3 separate regions of the Homo sapiens genome follow, and all the other regions are linked to region 1. A link is a contact called in ENCODE Hi-C or POLR2A ChIA-PET data. All regions are on one chromosome and are shown on one strand. The core of a region is the stretch at or near the end of the contact, and the rest is flanking DNA. Distances in the headings are between cores, read along the strand shown.

Evidence for each region. A loop is a pair of places that touch in the nucleus more often than their neighbours do. ChIA-PET counts read pairs that join two places held with the same protein, here RNA polymerase II (POLR2A). Pooled maps may share reads with other maps.
Region 2: a loop to region 1 is called in a map of heart left ventricle, with 2.8 times the contacts of the local background. The contact joins two enhancer-like sites. A Hi-C loop is called at or near these places in 1 of 168 maps with a recorded cell type or tissue (heart left ventricle) and 1 of 50 pooled maps. POLR2A ChIA-PET finds 5 or more read pairs at or near these places in 3 of 52 experiments (K562, PC-9 and activated T-cell).
Region 3: a pooled map shows a loop between it and region 1 (2.0-fold over the local background). The contact joins two enhancer-like sites. A Hi-C loop is called at or near these places in 4 of 50 pooled maps. POLR2A ChIA-PET finds 5 or more read pairs at or near these places in 2 of 52 experiments (K562 and PC-9).

Annotation. Positions count from the first base shown.
Region 1 is chr12:124,053,096-124,056,817 of GRCh38, reverse strand. The region is part of intron 2 of ZNF664-RFLNA (ZNF664-RFLNA readthrough); the gene reads right to left. Among named protein-coding and RNA genes, the nearest start is that of ZNF664-RFLNA, 82 kb to the right of the region's middle. Within about 2 kb of position 2,362, at least 2 of the 41 ENCODE cell types and tissues checked have a DNase peak (open chromatin) inside an H3K27ac peak, as active enhancers do.
Region 2 is chr12:124,439,925-124,443,646 of GRCh38, reverse strand. The region is part of intron 9 of NCOR2 (nuclear receptor corepressor 2); the gene reads left to right. Among named protein-coding and RNA genes, the nearest start is that of MIR6880, 100 kb to the right of the region's middle. RefSeq lists enhancers at 2,746-3,466, 3,467-3,722. Within about 2 kb of position 1,991, at least 12 of the 41 ENCODE cell types and tissues checked have a DNase peak (open chromatin) inside an H3K27ac peak, as active enhancers do.
Region 3 is chr12:124,461,803-124,465,410 of GRCh38, reverse strand. The region is part of intron 7 of NCOR2 (nuclear receptor corepressor 2); the gene reads left to right. Among named protein-coding and RNA genes, the nearest start is that of NCOR2, 100 kb to the left of the region's middle. RefSeq lists enhancers at 1,679-2,246, 2,247-2,813. Within about 2 kb of position 1,855, at least 2 of the 41 ENCODE cell types and tissues checked have a DNase peak (open chromatin) inside an H3K27ac peak, as active enhancers do.

The DNA of each region.
Region 1 (3,722 bases), core at 1,113-3,612:
AGTGTTGACCGATCTCGCTCAGCTCAGTGGTTCTACTTAGGGTGCCCAACTGTTCCAGTCTTCCCAGGACAGATGGGGTTTCTGGGATGTGGAACTCCCAGTTTTAAAACCAGGACAGTGCTGGGCAAACTGGGAAAGGTAGTCATAGTCATTCCATCTGCACTTGAAGCTATGGTTCCAGGCTGAGTTTGGCTATTTGCTGAGGTTGGGCTCCAGGTGCTCATACGGGGACTCAGACTGAACGGACAGTAGCCTGCCAGGCAAGCTCTTCTCATGGTGAGAGCACAGATGCATGAGGGCGAGTGGGAACACGCCATGCTTTTTAAAGCCTAAGCTTAGCCAAGAGTGGTGGCTCACGCCTGTAATCCCAGCACCTTGGGAGGCCAAAGCAGGTGGATCATCTGAGGTCAAGAGTTCGAGACCAGCCTGGCCAACATGGTGAAACCCCATCTCTACTAAAAATACAAAAAATTAACTGGGCGTGGTGGCAGGAGCCTGTAATCACAGCTACTTGGGAGGCTGAGGCAGGAGAATCGCTTGAACCTGGGAGGCAGAGATTGCAGTGAGCTGAGATCGTGCCATTGCACTCCAGCCTGGGCATCTCAAAAATAAAAATAAAAATATAAAATATAAATAAAGCCTAAACTTAGAACTGGCATGCCGTCACTTCCAATAAGCAGAAAAATCAGAAATTCTTGACAACACTGTTTGAGAGCCCTGATCTGTCCATGCTTGAAGCAGTTATAACTATCCTGGACTTTTCAGTTATATGAGCCAGTGGTTTTTAACCTAAAGTCAGTTGAGTTAGGTTTTCTAACATCTTTAAACAAGCAGGTTCATATTACAGGGATCACAGGTCTCTCTCTCTCTCTCTCTCTCTATTGTTCTTTTAGGATAAGTAAGGCTGAAAGTTGGACTAGAGATACAGGCAACTAGTAATAAGTTATTGAAGTTTACAAAAGAAAACGCCCATGAAGTATTGCAGCGGATAGGAAAGGAGGGAAGGCTTCAGGATACAGCCCCGCAAAATAAGCGCCAACTCCTGACACCCTGTTAAGGGTCCCCACAGAGGCCCACCTAAATGCCCATCTCCTTTAGATAGAAATATCCTATGCTTTCCTGAAACTAGACTATTGGATGTTCCCCAAACAAAGCCCCCTCTTACCCATTTTGTTTAACAAACCATTTATTAAACACCGACTGTATGTGATGCACTGTGCTAGGTTCTAGGGATGGGAGGGAGGGCAAGATAGATGAGGTCCTTTTCATGGTACAAATAGTGAAGCTTGGATGGCTGGCCTCAAACAAGCGATATCCGTAAATGTGGTGCGTGTCCTAATAACAGCACATTCGGCAGAATGAGACTCAGGGAAGAGGTCCCACATTTTCACTGGTCAAAACCTATTCATCTGTCCTAAGAGACACCACTTGCTATAACAAACCACCCCAGCAGCTCAGTGGCTGAATTCTATCTTCTCTTACATCATAGTGTGATGTGGGTTGGGTAGCTCTCCTGGACAGCTCTTTTCAACAAGCACTCAAGGATACTGGCTTCTACCACTTATCTTAAACATGTGGGCTCTGTGTGGAAGAGAAAGGGAAAGCTTGGATGGCCACACAAGGGGTGTTACAGTCAGACATGGAAGTGGCATATTTCTTTTTTTCTTTTTTCTTTTTTTTTTTGAGACAGAGTTTCACTCTTATTGCCCAGGCTGGAGTGCAATGGCGCAATCTCAGCTCACTGCAACCTCCGCCTCCCAGGTTCAAGCAATTCTCCTGCCTCAGCCTCCCGAGTAGCTGGGATTACAGGCATGTGCCACCACGGCCGGCTAATTTCGTATTTTTAGTAGAGATGCGGTTTCTCCATGTTGATCAGGCTGTTTCGAACTCCCGACATCAGGTGATCCACCTGCCTCAGCCTCCCAAAGTGCTGGGATTACAGGTGTGAGCCACCGCGCCTGGCCGGAAGTGGCATATTTCACTTCCACCACTTCTGACTGGCTCTATCGCATGGCCCAGCCACGTGACTCTAACCTCATTGCAACACAGGCCCGGGAAGAGAAAATGGGATGGGTGGGCATCCGGCCCGTCCCTGCAGTGTCATCTTTCAAGGTCTGCCTCCAGTGCCACCAGCTCCACGGAATGGGAGATATCCCGTCCCCTGAAGGAAGGTCCCTCCCTCTTCTCACTTGCTCTGCACTTTACTGGTGACTGTGATGGGCTTCACTTTCTGTTTTGGCCATTTGTGAGTCTGTCTGTCCCCTCCTAATTAGATGGAACCCTCTTGAGGGCAGAGATCCTGTCTAAGTCGCCTTAGCGTCTCCCATAGTATCTGCCACGCTCACGGATGGTGGGCAGCCCACATGTTTATGTGCTGAATTGAGGATGGCAAACCGCCATCACTGGTTTGAACCGTAGAGTAAAAGTTGAAATGTTCTTTTCCCATTTCTTCTCTCAGGCCACCCTGAGACCAATTCTCATTCTAAAAATAATTGCAGTGTCTTTTAAAGGGGAGATTTCTATGTGCCTATAAAATCCCACCATTGACATTTATACCTATGTTCCGTTTCTTTCTACAATTCATTATATTTTTCCACTCTTTACTTCTAGCGAATGGAAAGTGGGTTTAAAAATAGACCAGTGTATTACAGGAAAATTCTCGATCCTAGAAAAAACAGAGAGGGCCACTTCAAAGGAAGTGAGTGGAGCTGCTCTCCTGCGGGCTTGGAGGTTGAAGGACCTTTGTTTCTCATGCGTTGTGCTTGACTGCCCCCTTGCTGGTACGCAGCAATCACGGCCTGTTCTAGCAGAGAGAGGGGGGTTTTGAAGAAATAAGCTTCCCCGGAACTGCGTCCTGAAGCTGTCTGCACGGAAATATGTACAAAGGGAAAAGGAGGAGAAAGAAATGTGGAACAGATCTAGTTGATTCTCAGTTGGCATATCACAGGGAACGTTTTCTATCCCATTTCCCTGTTCAGCGCGAGAGGTGGGGGTTTTTCCTCTCTCCTTGCTGTCGCCTGCCTTTATTTTTCTGAGAGGCTTTTTCTGTTCACTTTACTCTCGTCCTGTTAAGCTGCCTCCCTCCACTCTCTCCTTGAAGCCAAAGACTCAATTCCACTCTGCCTCCTAGAGTTATGAAGACCTTGATTTTTTTTTTTTTTTTTTTAGACAGGGTCTCACTGTGTTGCCCAGGCTGGAGTGCAGTGGTGCAATCTTGGCTCACTGCAGCCTCAACCTCCCAAGTCCAAGCCAACCTCCCACCTCAACCTCCTGAGTATCTGGGACCACAGGCACGCACCACCACGCCTGGCTAATTTTTGTATTTTTTGTAGAGATGGGCTTTGCCATGTTGCCAGTTCAAGTTCAGGCTGGTGTTGAACTCCTGAGCTCAAGCCTGCCTCAGCCTCTCCCAAAGTGCTGGGATTATAGGAATGAGCTCCCCGCCCGGCCGAGACCTTCCTTGACTTTTAGAGCTGAAAAAAGACTAATCAGCAGCTTGTAGGGCTTTTTCATTTTATGGAGGGGGCATCCTGGTAATTCGTCTCTTCTTTTGTAGTTCAGAGAGCTTCCATTGGGGATTTTCAACTAAAATGCAGGACTGCAGAATCCAATTTGTGAAAAGGCTCTTAACCAGGACCTGGGAGGAGATTTTGGAGCTTGAAGGTTCCTTTCTAAGCTCAGGTTAATATATATAGGACTGAAAGCACCTCCGGAGCAGTGAG
Region 2 (3,722 bases), core at 742-3,241, 390 kb before region 1:
CCTATAGCCCCAGTTACTTGGGAGGCTGAGGCAGGACAATCACTTGAACCCGGGAGGCAGAGGTTGCAGTGAGCCGAGATTGCGCCACTGCACTCCAGCCTAGGTGACAGAGCAAGAGACTCCATCTCAAAAAAATAAAAAATAAAAAATAAATAAATAAAGCACCACAGCCCAACACAACACCCTCAGAGGCTGTCTCTGGCCTGTGCACTGTGCAGTTTGCACCCTGCGGACTTGACATGTGTTTGCAGACTTGACGTGTCCTCTTGCGTGGTACGTGGATGTCTCTGGGTGGCAGGCAGTGTCCTTGCTTTGGGAGGAAACCTGGATCAGCCAGGGTGGATTCACACCCTCAGTTGCTGCCCATCGGTGGCAAACAGACGGCTGCATGCACATCACCACCACCCCGAGGCCTCATGCTCACCGAGTCGTTTTCCAGCTGCAGTGACAGCACCGCGGTTTGTGGAAGATCACACGCCGGACTAGCTTCTCAGCGCTGCCTTAACACTCGGCCGTGAACCGGGCAGCTGAAAATGGCAGGAACTTTCTTCTCTCACAGTACTGGAGGCCAGCAGTTGGAAATCAAGGTGCTGCAGGACCACATTCTCTAGAAGGCTCTGGGGGAGGCTGCTTCCTTGCCGGTTCCAGCTCCTGGCGGCTGCCGGCCTCCTTGGCGTTCCTTGGCTGGGAGATGCGTCACTCCCGTCTTTTGTATTCGTGTGGTGTTCTTCCCGTGTCTGTTCGCGTCATCTCCCCTCCGTGTGTGTCTGTCTTTTTGTCCAAATTTCCCCTTTTCATAAGTCATTGGATTAGGGCCCACCCCAGTAACCTCATTCTAACTTGCTTCTCGCTCTAAAGACTCTGTTTCCAAATGAGGTCATGTTTTGAGGTGCTGGGGCTTAGGACTTTACACATATCAGTTTTTTTGTAGTTGGGGTTGGGGGTGACATTCCCACCTGTACTAGGCAGTGTACCACCTGCAAACCCCAAAGTCAATTTTGTATGGTCTTCACCACGGTGTTTCAAAGTGGATTCTATCTCTCTTCTTTTGTGAGAAGGTGGAACTATTTATTTTGAAGTAACTAGATTGTACGTTGTGCAACAGAAGAGTTGCAAATACGCTCCACAGAGTTCCCCCACACACGTCACCTGGCACCCCTCATGTGGACAGCTTATATAACAGCAGAGAAACACTTACCACAACTAGGGCCTGCCATGGTGGCCCACGCCTGTCATCCCAGCACTTTGGGAGGCCAAGGTGGGAGGATCACTTGAGGCTAGGAGTTGGAGACGAGCTGGGCAACAAAGCAAGACCTCATCTCTACCAAAAAATAAATTAGCCAAGTATGGTGGCATGTACCTGTAGTTCCAGCTACTCAGGAGGCTGAGGCAGGAGGATTGCTTGAGCCCAGGAGTTCAAGGATGCAGTGAGCCATGATCGAGCCACTGCACTCCCGCCTGGGAGACAGAGTAAGACCCTGTCTCTAAAAACAAAAATCAAAACAAAACAAAACAAAATACTAAGAAAGAAATAGTGGCACATGACCCTCTGCTAAACTACCAGCTGTCTTTGCATTTTCACCCGTCTCTCCGCCAACGTCTGTTTTCTGGTCCAGGATCTGATTCAGGTTCTCACGTGACATTTGTGCTCGTGTCTCTTTAGTCTCCAGCCCGTGACGGCTTCTCAGCCTTGCCTTGTTTTTCACCACCCCAGCACTTTTGAAGATCACTGGTCATGGCTTTCTTTGACAGGTGTTTCCTCCTGGTAAGACTGGGATGGTGGGTTTTGGGGAAGACCAGAGAGAGGTAAGGGGGCTGCGTGATGCCCACATGATAGGGGGCTCTGCCCTAGGTCTCCGCTGTCGCCTTAGAGTTATCCCTCCTTTGCTCTGTTCTTTACTAGGGAGTCACCAAGTCCCACCCATCTTCCAGGGCAGGGGAGTTAAGCTCCGCCTCCTGGAGGGAGGAATATAGATTTGTGGAGCCACCGCCATGATTCATACATACTTGCGGGGAGATTCTTTGAGACTGTGCAAATTTCCTGTTGCTCCTTAAAATTTTGCCAACCAATTTAGCATTCATCCCCGGATCTTGCCAGCGGTGGTTGGGTTATTACTGCGTTCTAATGACGATTTTCTGTTTCCCTCCTCTCTTGGACATTTATTCATTGGAACTCTAGAAGAAAGATCTGTCCCTTCTCCTCCATGTATTGATGTATTGAATCATTTGTTTGTAATCACATGGACTCGTGGGGATTTGTTTTATTCCTGGGACGCTAATCTAGTCCCAGGGTTATTTCTGTTGTCACTCACATTGTTCCAGCTCTGGCAGCCGGAAACCTTCAGGCTGGGTTCTGTGTCCTTTTGACTTTTGTTTTCTTTTGTTTTTGGCAATTCTTGACTTAAAGTCACTCTGGGCTCTTCTTGCATACTTCCTGGCCGAGCGCTGGAATCAGCCATGGCCCGGGCAGCGCGGTTTCTGGGATTGGAGGATGGTCTTTGCTGAGATATGGGTGCTGCTGTGCTCATGGCGCCTGGGCCTTCACTGCTTCTAGGCCTTCACAGCTGTCTTTTGCATAAAAGACCAAACCCTTTGCCATGTCGAAACTCACAGGACCCTGCAGGACTGGCCCTGCCAGTCTTGCTCACAGCCCCTCCTCCGTCCTCTCTGCCCCTCCCCAGCACTGTCCAGCCACAGGGCCTTCCTCTGTCTGTGCTTCCGATACACAGAGTTTGTTCCTGTCTCCTGCGGTGCCCTCCAGCTGGAGTTCCCTTCCTTCTGGATCTTCCCAGAGCCGGGTCCTTCTGATGACGTAGATCCCAGCTCAAGGCCATCCTCTCTGGGAGATCTTTCTGCACCACGGAATCTAAAATAGCCCCTCACACCCCGTCCCCCAGCACCCACTAGCCCACCATTCCATTTAAGTTCCCAAATCCAGGATTATCTTGGTCATCTTGCTTATTGTCAGTGTCACCTCTGTGAGAGCCCTCAACTGTGTCTTGCTCCCTGCTGTGTCCCCAGCACCTGGAACAGTGCCTGGCACATAGTAGATGCTCAGTAAACAGTTATTGAATAACAGAAGATGAGGCTGCGATGCCATAGATTTCAGATGAGGAAACTGAGGGCTTCTGAGGTGTGCTCAGAGACACCCTGTTATGAGATGAAGGGTGCTGGTCCTAGCCTGTGGGACTGAGGACCCCCATGGCCCACCCTGGCCGGGGGGCGGCGGCCAGACTGATGGAAGGTGGGGAGGCCCTGGCCAAGTCACCACCAGAATGACCCGGGGACTGAGGTGGATTCCAGGCCCTTGAGCCCCATGAGGCTTCACTCGTCCGTCAGAGCCTGGGGTTCCCTCCTTTTCCTGTTTCCAATGGGGCTGGGGTCCCGGGGGCTGGACATAGCGTGGCTCCCAGTCAGTAGCTTTGGAACTTTTGAGGGGGTTTGGACACTGCTGAGAATATGAAAAAGTTGGGGATCCCCTCCCCAGAAAAGCGGGTGCCACTGAATGCCGCGGATTGGGGACAGACAGCAAGTTAAGGTGCACAGCAGGCTCCTGAGGTCGCTGTGGCCCCCCAGGCCCTGGGAGGCCAGCTGCAGCACCCTGCTTTGTGTGTTGGAGACCGTGGGGAGGGGCCTGGGAAGAGAAGAGGACGGTCCTGGGGTCTCGGTGCAGCAGTGGGTGGGGGTGTCTTCCAGCCCTCATGGCGTGGGCTCCAGAACCT
Region 3 (3,608 bases), core at 606-3,105, 410 kb before region 1:
AACCTTGTGTCTGGTGAGGTGGTAAGCTCCCCATCTTCCCAGTCAAGCCACTACCAGCTGGGCTTTAATGATTTACAGTGTACTTTTTCTAAATGTACTCAGGATCTGTGGATGTTGATCCCCTCCCTTATTTTCTGGATGAGGAAACTGAGGCCCAGAGAGGGACTGGTCCTTGTGAAGCATGACAGATGAGGAACCTCCTCTCCCTGCCTTGGCTTCTCTGGTTCCCCTCCTGCCTGTAGTCCCAGCCACCCTTCCCAGCTGCCTTTTCTGTAATATCTTCCTTGGCCAATCAGTGCTCAGAGTTGAGGTGGGGGTGGGGAGGCCTCGAGTCACGTGGTGGGTGCCTGCAGTGGCAGCCTGAGGCAGGGAACTACTGGATCAACCTGTTTGGCTATGCCTCCACCTCTAGAAACAGCGATGTCATGCAGAATGAGACAAGCCTGTTTGGGGCCTGGGAACTGTGTGCCCGGCTCACTCTCCCACACCCTGACCCCTCACCCCAAGCACCACTAGTAACAGTCATAGGAGAGCCAAGGGGCCACACATCCTTCAGCCAGCCATCCTGGGTTCAAATCCCATTTCTCCCACTTCCTGGCTCTGTGACCCTGGAGCGTTGTACTTAAACCTTCCTGTGCCTCATGCTCCACAGCTTTAAAACAATGACAACGACGGCATCACCTAGTACAGTTGGTGTGGGGACTAAAGGGGTAATTTCCTAGTGCCCTTAGGACAGACAGTGTCTGGCACCAAAGAAGTGCCAGCTGGTGCTATTAATTGTCATTATCATAGCTCTCATTTCTTCTTGTGTTTGTTTACCTTGTGCATTTAATAGAATACTATTTGCATTTAGTAGAACTACTGTTATTCTCTCAATTTTGCTCATCAAGAAACCAAAGCTCAGAGAGGGAAGGAGACCTCCCTGAGATTGCAGAGCAAGTGAGCTTTGAGCCTGGGACTTGGAGCCAAGATTGAGATGGCTCCAGGAGCCCAAAGTGGAGGGGACATGGGCAGGGCTCCTGAGAGTGTCACCTCTACCTGCCCTCTCTGATCCTCGGTGGAGAGCAGACACGGTTCTCTCCAGCAGCTGTGGAGGCCAGGTCAGTGGCCCAGCACATTGCTGCAGTGCCTTGGCCCTCTGCCTGGAGCTCCTCTCCTTGCAAGGCTCATACTGTCACTTCCCTCTTTGCTGAAGTGGCCCCTTCTCAGCAAGACCCGTTTCAACCCTCTACTTAATACTGAAAACCCTTTTTTCAGGAAAAGGAGTTTTCAGGATGACACCCGTTTTCCTCCTTTGTGGCTTCTGATTCTCCTTAGCCCTTGTCCCCATGGGACATGATTTCTGTTTTACTTATTTATTCTGTTTATTATGAATGGAAACTCCGTAAGGGCAGGGATTTTATTCCTGCCCACTTTTATTTCCAGTGGCATCTCCAGCACCTAAAACAGTGCTCACCACACGGCAGATGCACATTAAATAATTATTGTGCAAATATTCAGGCGGCAGGAAGGGAGGGGAGATGGAGGCGGGTGGCCAGCTCTGGCCTGTGGAAGAGGCCTCTGGTTTGGGGGCGTGGGGGCTGGTGGGGATCCTCCGCCCGGGCTGAGTCTCTGAGCCTCCAAAGCCTGCAGCCTAATGTGCGGGAGGCCCCCAGCCGCCTTTGGCAGGAGCAGCCAGGACTTACCGCCCCTTGGGGGATCAGTAGGATTAAATTTTAATCCGCCTTCCTTCCCTGCTGGTTCCTGGAGAGATGGAGGACAAGGGTCTGTTTTTCGAGCCAGCCGGAAAACGCAGCTTCCCTGCCGGGCAGGGCCCGCCTGGCAGTTCTGAGTGCTGGAGTCTGGCTCATTATCCATTCGGAGCACATTGGTGAGGCACCCGCTGAGCGAGGCTTTTCCCGCCTCCCCGCCTCCTGGGAGCTGCCTGCGTGGGTGGGGGCCGGGCAGGTGTGCACAGATGGCAGGGCAGCCATCAGGGTGGCTGCAGCCTGAGAGCAGGAGCAGACGGGGTGGCCTGGGCCCAGGAGGGCAGAAGCGTGACCTGGAAGTGGGTGCTGGGAAAGGCTTCTTGGAGGCAGCGGGTGGGCCGGAAGGAGGGCGTTAGGGTGAGGGGGCATGGCACAGGCCAAGTCCCAGAGAGGGGACTGGCGTCTCCTTTGATCTTCAAAGGTGGTGGGCACGAGGTAGGAGCCTGTTGGTTCCGGGACAAGGCACGCACTTGGAATCTGGATAAAACATACACAGAGGCAGCGCTAGCGATGTGTGGATACATAAGGGGCATTTGTGCAGCACAGGTTGCTGGTACCGTAGGAATTCAGGACACTGGGGAACAGTCAGGATGGGCTTCATAGAGGAGACGGGCCTTGAGCTAGGTCGACTGGGGAAAGGTAGAAGGCTGCTTCCAATAGAGATGTAGATGGCTCATTCACAAGGTGGAGAGGAGGCAGGATTGATGGAAGCGGCAACCCCAGTTGCTGAGTAATGCGGAAATCAGCAGAAGACTCAGGTCCTTGTCTTCCAGTTTAAGCGTCTTAAAAGGAAAGTGTTTATATGATGTGATTAGGACTCAGTGTGTGCACAGTGTGATCGGGACTGAGCAGGGCAAAGAAGAATAATACCATTAACAGTCACCGTGAACGTGAAGCATTCAGTAGAGCCTTTTGGGGGTTTTGGCACTCCTCATGCTTGTTTGTAGGGCCCAGCATCAGATCCCCTGATTGAAGATTTTCAGAGCAGTGCTTCAGACCCCGTCCTGTGGCCTCAGCATCCTGGGCCAGGCCCCCACCTCTGGCCTCCATGCCCGGCCACCTGGTCATCAAAACTGCCCCCAGGGTCCAGGGGTTCTTTCAGATTGTCCGTTTCAGCCCCGCGAGGCTGCTGCACGCGTCCTCTGACCTGCCGCTTTTCCTGCTCGTCACCCACCCTGGGAGAGCTCTGCACGGGGCTCATGGGCATGGGGCTCTGTTTGCAGATGAGGAAGCTGAAGCTCCGGGTAGGCCGTTGCCCTGAGGCACTGCTGCAGCCAGCGGAGGGGCTTGGGTGCAGGACTGGGGGCTTGGGGCTTCTTGGGTGAGTAGGTGCTGCCCCCAATCTGCAGATGAGGAAGCCAGTGTGGCAGAGAAGGGGCTAGGATGGGGCTTCCAGGCAGGGGAGAGGCTAGGGAGTGATGAGTGTCAGGTCTGTTTCTGTGCTCTAGAGGAGAGCCGCATGTGGATGTATGTGTGGTTTGTGTGCCTGTGGGTACACGTGTGTATACGGGTGGATGTATGTGTGGTATGTGTGTTAGATACACGTGTGCCTTTGGATGGCTGTGCATACTTGTATGTGAATACTTAGAGTAAGAGTCAGCTTGTGTGGGACGAGCATGTGGTGATTCGTGCATTGATACAGCACACTTGGGTGTGTGTATGCGGGCATGTGTGTATGTGTGGACCTCTGGATGGCTGTGTGCACATGTGTATAAGCGTATATGAGTCAGCATGTGGGGCCTGTGGTTATCTGTGCACTTACACATCCATGCATACACACGTGGGTGCGTGTATGTGTGCAGGTATACCTGTGGGTGCTGTGTGCACATGCGTGAACATTCATCCACGAATTGGCACATG